2 separate regions of the Homo sapiens genome follow, and region 2 is linked to region 1. Evidence: chromatin loops called from intact Hi-C (ENCODE). Cell type or tissue: CD4-positive, alpha-beta T cell. All regions are shown on one strand. Each heading gives the region's core, and the rest is flanking DNA. Links, peaks and the distances in the headings are about the cores only.

Region 1 (5,386 bases), core at 271-5,270:
AGGCCTAGGTTACACTTGAAAACATACTTGACCTTGTATTCCCTGCTCCTTTGAGGTCAGTTTTGCTGCAATTTTGGTTCATGGGGCCCTCATACATGGCTGAGAAATTGAGTGAGAGGTATAACAGTGCCTTAAAATGTTTCAGCCTATGAGGTAATTAATTAGGTTGGTTAGCTCCAGAGGTAACCTGCCAGGAAGATATGATATAGATGTTACTCTTACACTGTAATGAAACATTGTGAAATCAGATTACTTTAAAATGAGGTACCACAAAGTCATGGGAAAAAAGCAGTTGTGAGTATGGAAGCCCAGGGCTTACATCCCAGCTCTCTCTTATACTAAATATGGGTACAGTGTTTCCACCCTTTGTCTGTAAGATGGGAGCTAATATCCTCTAGCCTGTCTGTCTCACATGGTAATTAAAAGGATTAAGCAAAACAATAGTTTATAATTCATAATTCTATACAAATAAGAGATGTTATTATTTAAAAAAATAAATCTTGAAGCTTGTAATCTGGTCTTTGGGGAAAAAATCATAAATCATAAAATACAAATTTGGTAACATTGAAAACACCTGTGCATCAAAACACATCATTAAAAAGATGAAAAATAAAAGCCACAGAACAAAAATACAAACCTTACAACTAACAAAAGATAGTATTCAGAGTACATAAGAAATCCTATCAATCACTAAGAAAAAGACAAATAATGTAATGAATAAGCAAAGAATATGAAAAGGGACCCCATAGGACTTATAACTTATTCATGTTTCTATATTATCACAGTCCTCACCTCATTGGGCTCTCATTTCTTTCCTTAGTCCCACTTAGATTCCATGATCCATCAACTTAACCAATACCTTACATATCCCTTTACTCCTGATGCCTCTTTTATTTCCCTTATTCATTTGGCAAAACCATCACCTTGAGTAAATCCCTGCAACTTCACCTCTGTGGCTGACTGGAGCTATAGGCACACTTCTTCCAATGCAGCTGAAAAACGGGTACAAATTCGGTTAAGAATTTGCGGATATGATAGCGGAAAGATGAAGGAGGCCCATAAAATGGCTTCCATGTCTTCAGTGAAGAATGAAGCACTGTGGTAAAAGTGAGGATGTAAGGATGTGAGGGAGAGAGGATCAGAAAGACAGGATGTGAGGACAGAAGTTTGAAGAGATTTGAAAAAGGTACAGCATCATTTTTATGGAGACAGGGAGATGATGTTACCAGAGAAACTGGGCACTATGAGTACCAATTTACAATCATGATTTTTTAGGATATCAATTTGTGAAACTTGCAGTGCATCAAGTAGCTCACAACTGAGCACACTGACCTTATGTAGCTTTAGTGGACCACTATTTCAGAACCCTTTGTCAGAGTATACCAGCCTCCACTCTGCTATGACATGCAGTTATTCTAGTCTACAGTCCAGAGGCTCTGCGCCAATCTATTCTTCTTAGTGTACAGAATTTAGGCATTATGGAGCTGAACAACAGAGGGAGCCAGGATCCTGATTGCTATGGAAACGTCATGTCATCCTGGATTACATAGGTTTATGTGTGACAGAAATAAACTAGGATCGGACCTTAAGCCACTGGTATTTCAGGTTTTCTCCACCACCCCCAGCTGATTGTAAATATAACCAACAAAAAGCTCCAATGAATAATGTACAACTATTCAGAATAACGGATCACCACAAAAATGCCCATGTTAAACCATAGTAAAAATGACTATCAATATAGGGTTTGAAACTGTTAATTATATTGAAGTCAAAATAACTTTCGCGTTTATATGAAATCAAGAGATTAGAAATATCTGTTTTACTAACTTATAAATCCACATAGTAATGATATTTATGAAATAAAAGACTTTGTAAAAATGATAAATGAAAACAGCAATAATTGTGCAAATTGCCTCAACATTTCATTTAGCCAGTATTTATGGAGTATATAAACAGTGCTACACAGTATGTTGTCTGCTAGGGATATGAACATGAAATAGTCTCTAACTTCCATTGAGGAGCCAACAGAGACATAAACAGATAACTTTCTCTCTGTTTATCTTCAGTGTGATTTTTTATTTATGAACAGATTTTATAAATTTAGCAAATGGATAAAAAATATTTTTTTAGCCTTGGAAAAGATACCAGTTTTGGTGGGGAAAAAGGCTAAATGTAATTTGGCTCACTGAGCAGTAGAGGGTGATAGAACACCAAAATGACAGCTTGAGAATGCCTTTAGACCACGTTGTATTTTTCTATAAACAATTCATTCAATTAATATTTTTCCACAAACTCAATGACATATTTAGCTATGAATATAAAAGTACATAAGGAAATTATAAATAAAGTGCAGTCATAATTTGGGAAAAGCAAGGGGAAAAAATTAGCAATTTTCACTTATTCCTGTTTTATTTATTATTCTTTATTACATTTTTTTCCTCCGTGTTACAATATCAGGAAAGCTCATCGACCGAGGAAATACATTGCACCAGTTTTTTCTCATAAGTGTTACAAATAAAGGTTGTCTTATTGGTATCTTTCATGTTAAGGGTCAAGTTAATGAAAGCCAATGTGGTAGGTGCATGGCAACAGCAAAAGACAAAAGAATGATAAAATCTTTATATCTGTGGGTAGCATCTTTTTGAAGCATGAAATTTAATAACCCTGATTTACGTCAGTTCTTTTGACAGTAATATGTCATATATAATATTCACATGATAAAACTCTTTAAAATGCAACTACAGCAAAGTGGTGTTTCCTCATCAGAATATATTTTGTTTAAAATTATTGTGAAAGTGCCTCTTATTTATGTTATTATAATGCATTTCCTACAAAAAGAGAAAGTGGCTTTTCTTCATCCGAATATATTTTGTTTACAATTATTGTGAAAGTGCTTCTTATTTATGTTATTATGGACAATTAACTCTCCCTTTTCAAGGGCATAAATGAGCAGTTATTTGTGGAGCACACACTAGGTGCTCAATTTATGTATGTTCAGAGGAAGAGATTTTTGAAACTTTGAGTTAGGCTAGAGTGCTGTTTTAGTTTCCTAGGACTGACTTAACAAATTACTAGAAACTGGGTGGCTTAAAACAATAAAAATTTAGTTTCTCACAGTTCAGGAGGCCAGAAGACCAAAATCAAAGTGTTGGCAAGGTTGGTTCCTTCCAGAGGTTCTAAGGGAGAATCTGTTCCCTGCTTCATTCCTGATTGCCAGCAATCCTTGGCATTCCTTGGCTTCTGGCTGCACCACTCTAGTCTCTGCCTCCACCATACATGGCATTCTCTGTGGGTGTCTGTGACTTTTTTTATATATACTTTAAGCTCTGGGATACATGTGCAGAACGTGCAGGTTTGTTACATAGGTATACATGTGCCATGGTGGTTTGCTGCACTTATCAACCCATCATCTAAGTTTTAAGCCCTGCATGCATTAGGTAGTTCTCCTAATGCTATTCCTCCCCTTGCCCCTACCCGCCAAAAGGCCCCAGTGTGTAATGTTCCCCTCCCTGTGTTCGTGTGTTCTCATTGTTCAACTCCCACTTATGAGTGAGAACATGTGGTGTTTGGTTTTCTGTTCCTATGTTAGTTTGCTGAGAATGATAGTTTCCAGCTTCATCCATGTCCCTGCAAAGAACTTTTTTATGGCTGCATAGTATTCCATGGTGTATATGTGCCACATTTTCTTTATCCAGTCTGTCATTGATGGGCATTTGGGTTGGTTCCAAGTCTTTGCTATTGTAAATAGTGTTGCAATAAACATACATGTACATGTGTCTTTATAATAGAATGATTTAAAATCCTTTGGGTATATACCCAGTAATGGGATTGCTGAGTCTAATGGTATTTCTGGTTCTAGATCCTAGAGGAATCGCCACACTGTCTTCCACAATGGTTGAACTAGTTGATACTCCCACCAACAGTGTAAAAGCGTTTCTATTCTTCACATCCTCTCCACCATCTGTTGTTTCCTCACTTTTTAATGATCACCATTCTAACTGGCATGAGATGGTATCTCATTGTGGTTTTGATTTGCATTTCTCTAATGACCAGGGATGATGACATTTTTTTCATATATTTGTTGGCCACATGAATGTCTTCTTTTGAGAAGTGTCTGTTCGTATTCTTCACCCACTTTTTGATGGGATAGTTTGTCTTTTTCTTGCAAATATGTTAAAGTTCTTTGTAGATTCTGGATATTAGCCCTTTGTCAGATGGGTAGATTGCAAAAATTTTCTCCCATTCTGTAGGTTGCCTGTTCACTTTGATGATAATTTCTTTTGCTGTGCAGAAGCTCTTTAGTTTAACTAATCCCATTTGTCAATTTTGGCTTTTGTTGCAATTGCCTTTGGTGTTTTAGTCATGAAGTCTTTGCCAGTGCCTATATACTGAATGGTATTGCCTAGGTTTTCTTCTAGAGTTTTCATGGTTTTAGGCCTTATGTTTAAGTCTTAATCCATCTCGAGTTAATTTTTGTATAAGGTGTAAGGAAGGGGTCCAGTTTCAGTTTTCTTCATATGGCTAGCCAGTTTTCCCAACACCATTTATTAAATAGGGAATCCTTTGTCCATTGCTTGTTTTTGTCAGTTTTGTCAAAGATCAAATGGTTGCAAATGTATGGTGTTATTTCTGAGGCCTCTGTTCTGTTCCATTGGTCTATACATCTGTTTTGGTACCCAGTAGAATGTGGCATAGTTTGAAGTCAGATACTATGATGCTTCCAGCTTTGTTTTTCTGACTTAGGTTTCTCTTGGCTATATGGGCTCCTTTTTGGTTCCATGTGAAATTCGAAGTAGTTTTTTCTAATTCTGTGAAGAAAGTCAATGATAGCTTGATGGGAACAGCATTGAATCTAGCTTGATAGGAACAGCATTGAATCTATATATTACCTTGGGAAGTATGGCCATTTTCACTATATTGATTCTTCCTATCCATGAGCATGGAATGTTTTTCCATTTGTTTATGTCCTCTCTTATTTTCTTGAGCAGTGGTTTGTAGTTCTCCTTAAAGAGGTCCTTCACATCCCTTGTAAGTTGGATTCCAAGGTATTTTATTCTCTTGGTAGCAATTGTGAATGGGAGTTCACTCGTGATTTGGCTCTCTATTATTGGTGTATAGGCATGCTTGTGATTTTTGCACATTGATTTTCTATCCTGAGACTTTGCTGAACTTGCTTATCAGCTTTAAAAGATTTTGGGCTGAGACATTGGGGTTTTCTAAATATGCAATCATGTCATCTGTAAGCAGAGACAATTTGACTTCCTATCTTCCTATTTAAATACACTTTATTTCTTTCTCTTGCCTGATTGCCCTGGCCAGAACTTCCAATACTATGTTGAATAGGAGTGGTGAGATAGAGCGTCCTTGTCTTGTGCTGGTTTTCAAA
Region 2 (5,386 bases), core at 72-5,071, 130 kb after region 1:
TTGAAGAGATACCTGCACTTTTACATTTATTGCAGCACTATTCACAATACCCAAGGTTTGGAAGCAACCTAAGTGTCCATCAACACTTAGATGAATTCACAGAGAAAATGTGGTACATAAATGCAGTAGAGTACTATTCAGCAATAAAAAAGAATGAGATCCTGTCATTTGCAACAACATGGATGGAACTGGAGGCCATTATGTTAAGTAAAATAGGCCAGGCACAGCAAGACAAACTTCAGATGTTCTTACTTATTTGTGGGAACTAGAAATTAAAATAATTGAACTCATGGAGATAAGAGAGTAGAAGGATAGTTACCAGAGGCTGGGAAGGGTAGTTAGGGGGTAGGGTGTGGGAGGTGGGCAAAAAAAATGAATGAATAAGATGTAGTATTTGCTAGCAAAAAAGGGTAACTATAATCAAAAATAATTTAATTGTACATTTTAAGAGTATAATTGGGCCAGGCGCAGTGGCTGAAGCCTGTAATCCCAGCACTTTGGGAGGCCAAGGCAGGCGCGTCACTAGAGGTCAGGAGTTTGAGACCAGCCTGACCAACATGGTGAAACCCCATCTCTACTAAAAATACAAAAATTAGTCGGGTGTGGTGGTGCACGCCTGTAATCCCAGCTACTCAGGAGGCTGAGGCAGGAGAATCGCTTGAACCCAGGAGACGAGGTTGCAGTGAGCCGAGCTCGCACCATTGTACTCCAGCCTGGGCGACAGAGCAAGACTCCATCTCAAAAAAAAAAAAAAAGTATAATTGGATTGTTTGTAACACAAAGGATAAATGCTTGAAGTAACAGATACTGTTACTTCACATTATTAATGATAAATGTTAAAACACATTTACCCTGATGTGATTATTACACATTACATGCCTATATCAAAATATCTCATATACCCCCTATATACACCTACTATGTACCCACAAACATTTTTTCACTATTACAGTTTAAGATCATCACTTAACAAATGGTATTTATGTCACCTATATCCTCGTACAGACTGTTCTATTCCCATAGACCAGAATGTCCTCAGAGAACAAAAACAATGCCAACAGTGTCCCTCTGCTGATATTCAAATTATAATAGCAATTTAATATTAATAAAGAACTATGGTTTAATGTCAGTTTGAACCCAGCATCTTCTCTGCAGATTGTCAGGGCCTCCCTGGACAGTGCAGATTTAAAAAGGTTATATGACTAAAGAGAAAGCACCCTGCTCTTGTCAGGACAGAGTAGGGTATGGACACTCTAGGGGAAAACCTCCACACTCCTCCCCAGTACAGAGGATCACCCAGAATAACTTTGTACCAGATCACAGCAGAACCTGGCAGGACTCTGATCTGCCCCCTCAGATGCTGCCCACATCTCCAACATGGAGTTCTCAGACCCAGCCTTCTTGTTTCGACTTGGCCCACCTTTCTTCAACACCTGGTGGCTTTCTTCCTCTTTCTCTGTCTGTCCTTCCCTTTCTCTTTCACCTGTTTTCACTTCGCTTCCTGTACCTATGCATCACTTATCTGGTAGCAGCACATAATGAAATCTTTCCTTCCATTTGTATGATAGGTAGGAAATCACTGGTGGAATTAATCCAGTCCACATTATACAAAGTTTAACAGAAAATTAAGAAACCTAGGCTGGGCGCAGTGGCTCACGCCTGTAATCCCAGAACTTTGGGAGGCCGAGGTGGGTGGATCATCTGAGGTCAGGAGTTTGTGGCCAGTCTGACCAACATGGTGAAACCCCGTCTCTACTAAAAATACAAAAAATTAGCTGGGCGTGGTGGCGGGTGCCTGTAATTCCAGCTACTTGGGAGGCTGAGGCAGGAGAATCACTTGAACCCGTGAGGTGGAAGTTGCAGTGAGCTGAGATCGTGCCATTGCACTCCAGCCTGGGCGACAGAGTAAGACTCTGTCTAAAAAAAAAAAAAAAAAGAAACCTAAACAGGCATAAATTTAGACAGTCCCTGGGTCAGTGATCTCTATTCCATGTGAACCTATTTAATAGGAAATGTCAGAAAATTTCCCAAATGAATGTTTAGACCTCATTCCCATGCATTTATAACCCAGCTAGGTTGAGGTATTACCTCAACCATTTCTTAAGAAATTGACTTCACCGCAGATCTTCAAACCATTTCAACACTGTTTTTCCTTAGTGTATGCATTGCAGAAAACCTCAAACCTCTGCAGAAAGTTGGCATGCTAAGCTTTTTTGGCATCTTGTTTTTTGAATCTTATATTGGGGAACCCTTAAAGCGAGTATGTGCAGCTACTTAAAATAGGAAAAGTGTGCCACCTTCTGGCCTTGAACGTCTGTTGATTCAGTTCAAATCTACCTGTCTCAAGTGATCCTATCTGCTCCTATTTCACATATATTTCATGAAATTTAGACCAAAGGAAAAACACATTTTTTATCTTGTAATTTTTAAAATTTGAAATAATTTCAACAGACTTTGAAGCATTGCACATTTTGCTTAAAGTAAAATTGTTTCCTTTGGTGTAGGATTAATGAAAAATTCTCTAAGTACAGTTCCATGAAGATTTCTACCCAAAAGCACTGCTTGGGCAGCATGGTAAAGAACATATGTACAGGGCCAGGTGGGAAACAGCAGTGAGAACACACAGAGCCTGTTCAGTGAAAGCAAAGGCTCTGATGGGTCAAGGGTGATGTGTGGGAGCAGGGAGTCATGTTGTTGGGTAAGACAATACAATCAGATCACAGTTTAATCTGACTAATTCTAGCTTGAGTCTAGCATGCAGGATGAAGTTGAGCATGTAGAAAGAAATGAGATTGTTGCAGCAGTGGAGGCAAAAGTGTGCAGGCAGAGTACACACAATTCAGCAGGAACATTAAGAACCCAACAGAGAAATAGAGGACATGAATTGTTAACTTTCAAGATAAAAGGTATTAACACATACTGCTGGCTTCAAAAGCTTGTATTTAACATTTACTATACACATTTCCAACTTCCAGCTCCTAGCAGCTTGTTTGCTAGACCTCAGCAATATTCCCAGCTGTCCCCTTTTTCTAGATATCACCAAGGATGTGCATCATATATGTGAAAGGAAAATATCTTGGACCCCTAAAATCACTAAGCGAAAGGAAAATTCAAACTGGAAACTACTCAGGGCAAACCTAGCTCCCATTCTATTCAAAGTCATCCCTCTGCTCACTGAGGTAGATGCATATCTGACTGCCTCCTTTGGAAAAGCTTATCAGAAACTCAAAAAAATGCAACCATTTGTCTCTCCTCTACCAGTGCCCTGGAAGCTCCCTCCTTGCTTTGAGTTGTCCCCGCCTTTCTGGATGGAACCAATGTACTTCTTACATATATTGATTAATGTCTCATGTCTCCCTAAAATGTATAAAACCAAGATGTGCCCCGACCACCCTGAGTACATGTTGTCAGGACCTCCTGAGACTGTGTCATGGGAGCGTGTCCTCAACCTTGGCAAAATAAACTTTCTAAATTAGCTGAGACCTGTCTCAAATGTTCGAGGTTCACAAATATAATGATAAGCCATGTTTGCTGTAGTTAGCACCTAGCATCCTTCATGAAGGCAGAAACCCACAGTTCTCAGTCTTCAAAAGACCACATTGCCACTGCTGACACTGCTCAGTCCCTGACTTCCTGTCAACTGCTCGACACACAGTCTCCACAGGACCAGGCATAACGAGATAAAGATTTAATGTTCTTGGCACCCAAACTCTAGTTGAAGAAATTGCCTTTATTTGGAGTTCTCCCTTGATAACCGCTGGCAGAACTGAGGGCTGAGAACACTTGAAGGGAGCTGAACTGCTGGGCGTGCCGTGGGGCAGCAGGTTGGCAGTCACAGGAAAGGAGGGGAGGGGGTGGGGCAAGCGAGGGCAGCTGGGGAAGGTGAGCTGGGAGCTGCTGCCAGATGAGAAGGAGGGTAAGGTGGGATGTGTTTGAGGAGCCTCGGAGCAGCATAGAAGGGGCTGAGATTCACATCTCAGTTGTATGGAACTGAACTTGAAGGCAGGCAGTGCTGTGATAACGTAAGCTTTTAGGAAATCATAGAAGTCTCAGAGTTTTGGAGTTACCCAGACTATGGAAATAGGAGTTGGAGGCAAATTATATTCAGATCTCAAGGGCCAGGGAGGTTTCAATACCTGGTAGTGCAGATTTCGTATCTAGTCTGGGAGGTGGGCAGTGGCAGTGAGAACCTTCTCTCAAAGAAGACTGCAGATTAAACTCTGTCTCCTGCTCAGCGCACTTGTTTTCACATTGTCTGTGGTGGCTTTGACTCAAGCAGAGTTGAATAGTTGTGATAGAGACTGGATCACCTGCAAAGATTTACTGTCTAGCCCCAAAAGCACGTCTGGCAACCCCTGACCTCAAGTATTAATGAGCCTTTCAGTGTGCAAAGAAAGGCCTGTATCCAGGTTGGGGGAAAGACAAACTTCTCAAGAAGAACGTAGGTACAGAAGCCGCAGAGAGAGCGGGAAGGCCATGGGGAAGAGCAGCTCCAGCCCCCATGGCAGTCATGAGCACTTAAAATGTTTCCACATGGGGGCTCCAGTGATTAGGCTCGAACAAAGTTAACTGATTAACTTTCAAGAAAGATCAGAGAAACGGCTGGTCTTGGCTAGAAACCTTGGCTCTACCACAGAAGAGCAATGATGAGAAGGGAACTCTAGAGTGAAAACTGCAGAGGCCTAGAAAGGTGAGGACGGACAGAGGGCCTTTGAGAGCAGGAATAGGGTGGGGCTACAAATCTCTTGTTCATGTGCACCTTTGAGCATTCATGGGGGAAGTCTGATAGCAGTATTAGAAATTCAAGGAAAAAACAGCTGGTTTACCAATGTAATGTGATTAAAAGACGGTTCTCATCAGAATCCCTCAATTCTCTCCCCCCTCACCAAATCCCCTTCCCATCTGCTTAATTATTAACCCTTGGAAACTCAGCTTGAGAATTACTCCCCCCAGCCCTCTCCCAGGCACCAACTCTGCATCTCCATAGCCCCCATTCCAGACCGCTCAGGATGTCCTAGCTGTGGCACAGATGGTTATTTGCCAGTGTTCCTTCTCCCCTTGTTCCTTGGCAGACCAAGTGGACACATGACCTCCCAGAATAAAAACTGTATTTCGCAGCTGATACGGTTTGGATCTGTGTCCCCATTCAAATCTCATGTCAAACTGTAATCCCTGATATTGAAGGAGGGGCCTGCTGGGAAGTGATCATGGGGGTGGGTCCTTTGTGAATGGTTTCGCACCATCCCCTTAGTGCTGTTCTCGTGACAGAGTCCGCCCAAGACCTGCTTAAACGTGTTCAGCACCACCCCTCGCTCCGCCTTGCTCCTGTTCCCACCATGTGAGATGCCTCGCCCCGCCCCAACCCTTTGCCTTCTGCCATTACTGG

What was found. Peaks named below come from ENCODE experiments on the same cell type or tissue, not always from the same donor. Only the 100,000 strongest peaks of a DNase experiment are listed, where the experiment ranks them.
Region 2: it touches region 1 in a loop (9-fold over the local background); 103 of 110 quality-filtered maps call a loop at or near these places.

Annotation. Positions count from the first base shown.
Region 1 is chr1:108,510,478-108,515,863 of GRCh38, forward strand. No RefSeq gene overlaps it. Among named protein-coding and RNA genes, the nearest start is that of EEIG2, 47 kb to the right of the region's middle. In CD4-positive, alpha-beta T cell, for the core only: CTCF peaks have their summits at 2,198 (motif pointing right) and 2,400; a DNase peak (open chromatin) is centred at 2,204.
Region 2 is chr1:108,641,435-108,646,820 of GRCh38, forward strand. No RefSeq gene overlaps it. Among named protein-coding and RNA genes, the nearest start is that of HENMT1, 17 kb to the right of the region's middle. RefSeq lists a silencer at 1,104-1,304. In CD4-positive, alpha-beta T cell, for the core only: CTCF peaks have their summits at 2,304 (motif pointing left) and 2,504; DNase peaks (open chromatin) are centred at 2,287, 3,627 and 4,487; H3K4me3 peaks cover 1,024 bases; H3K27ac peaks cover 2,803 bases.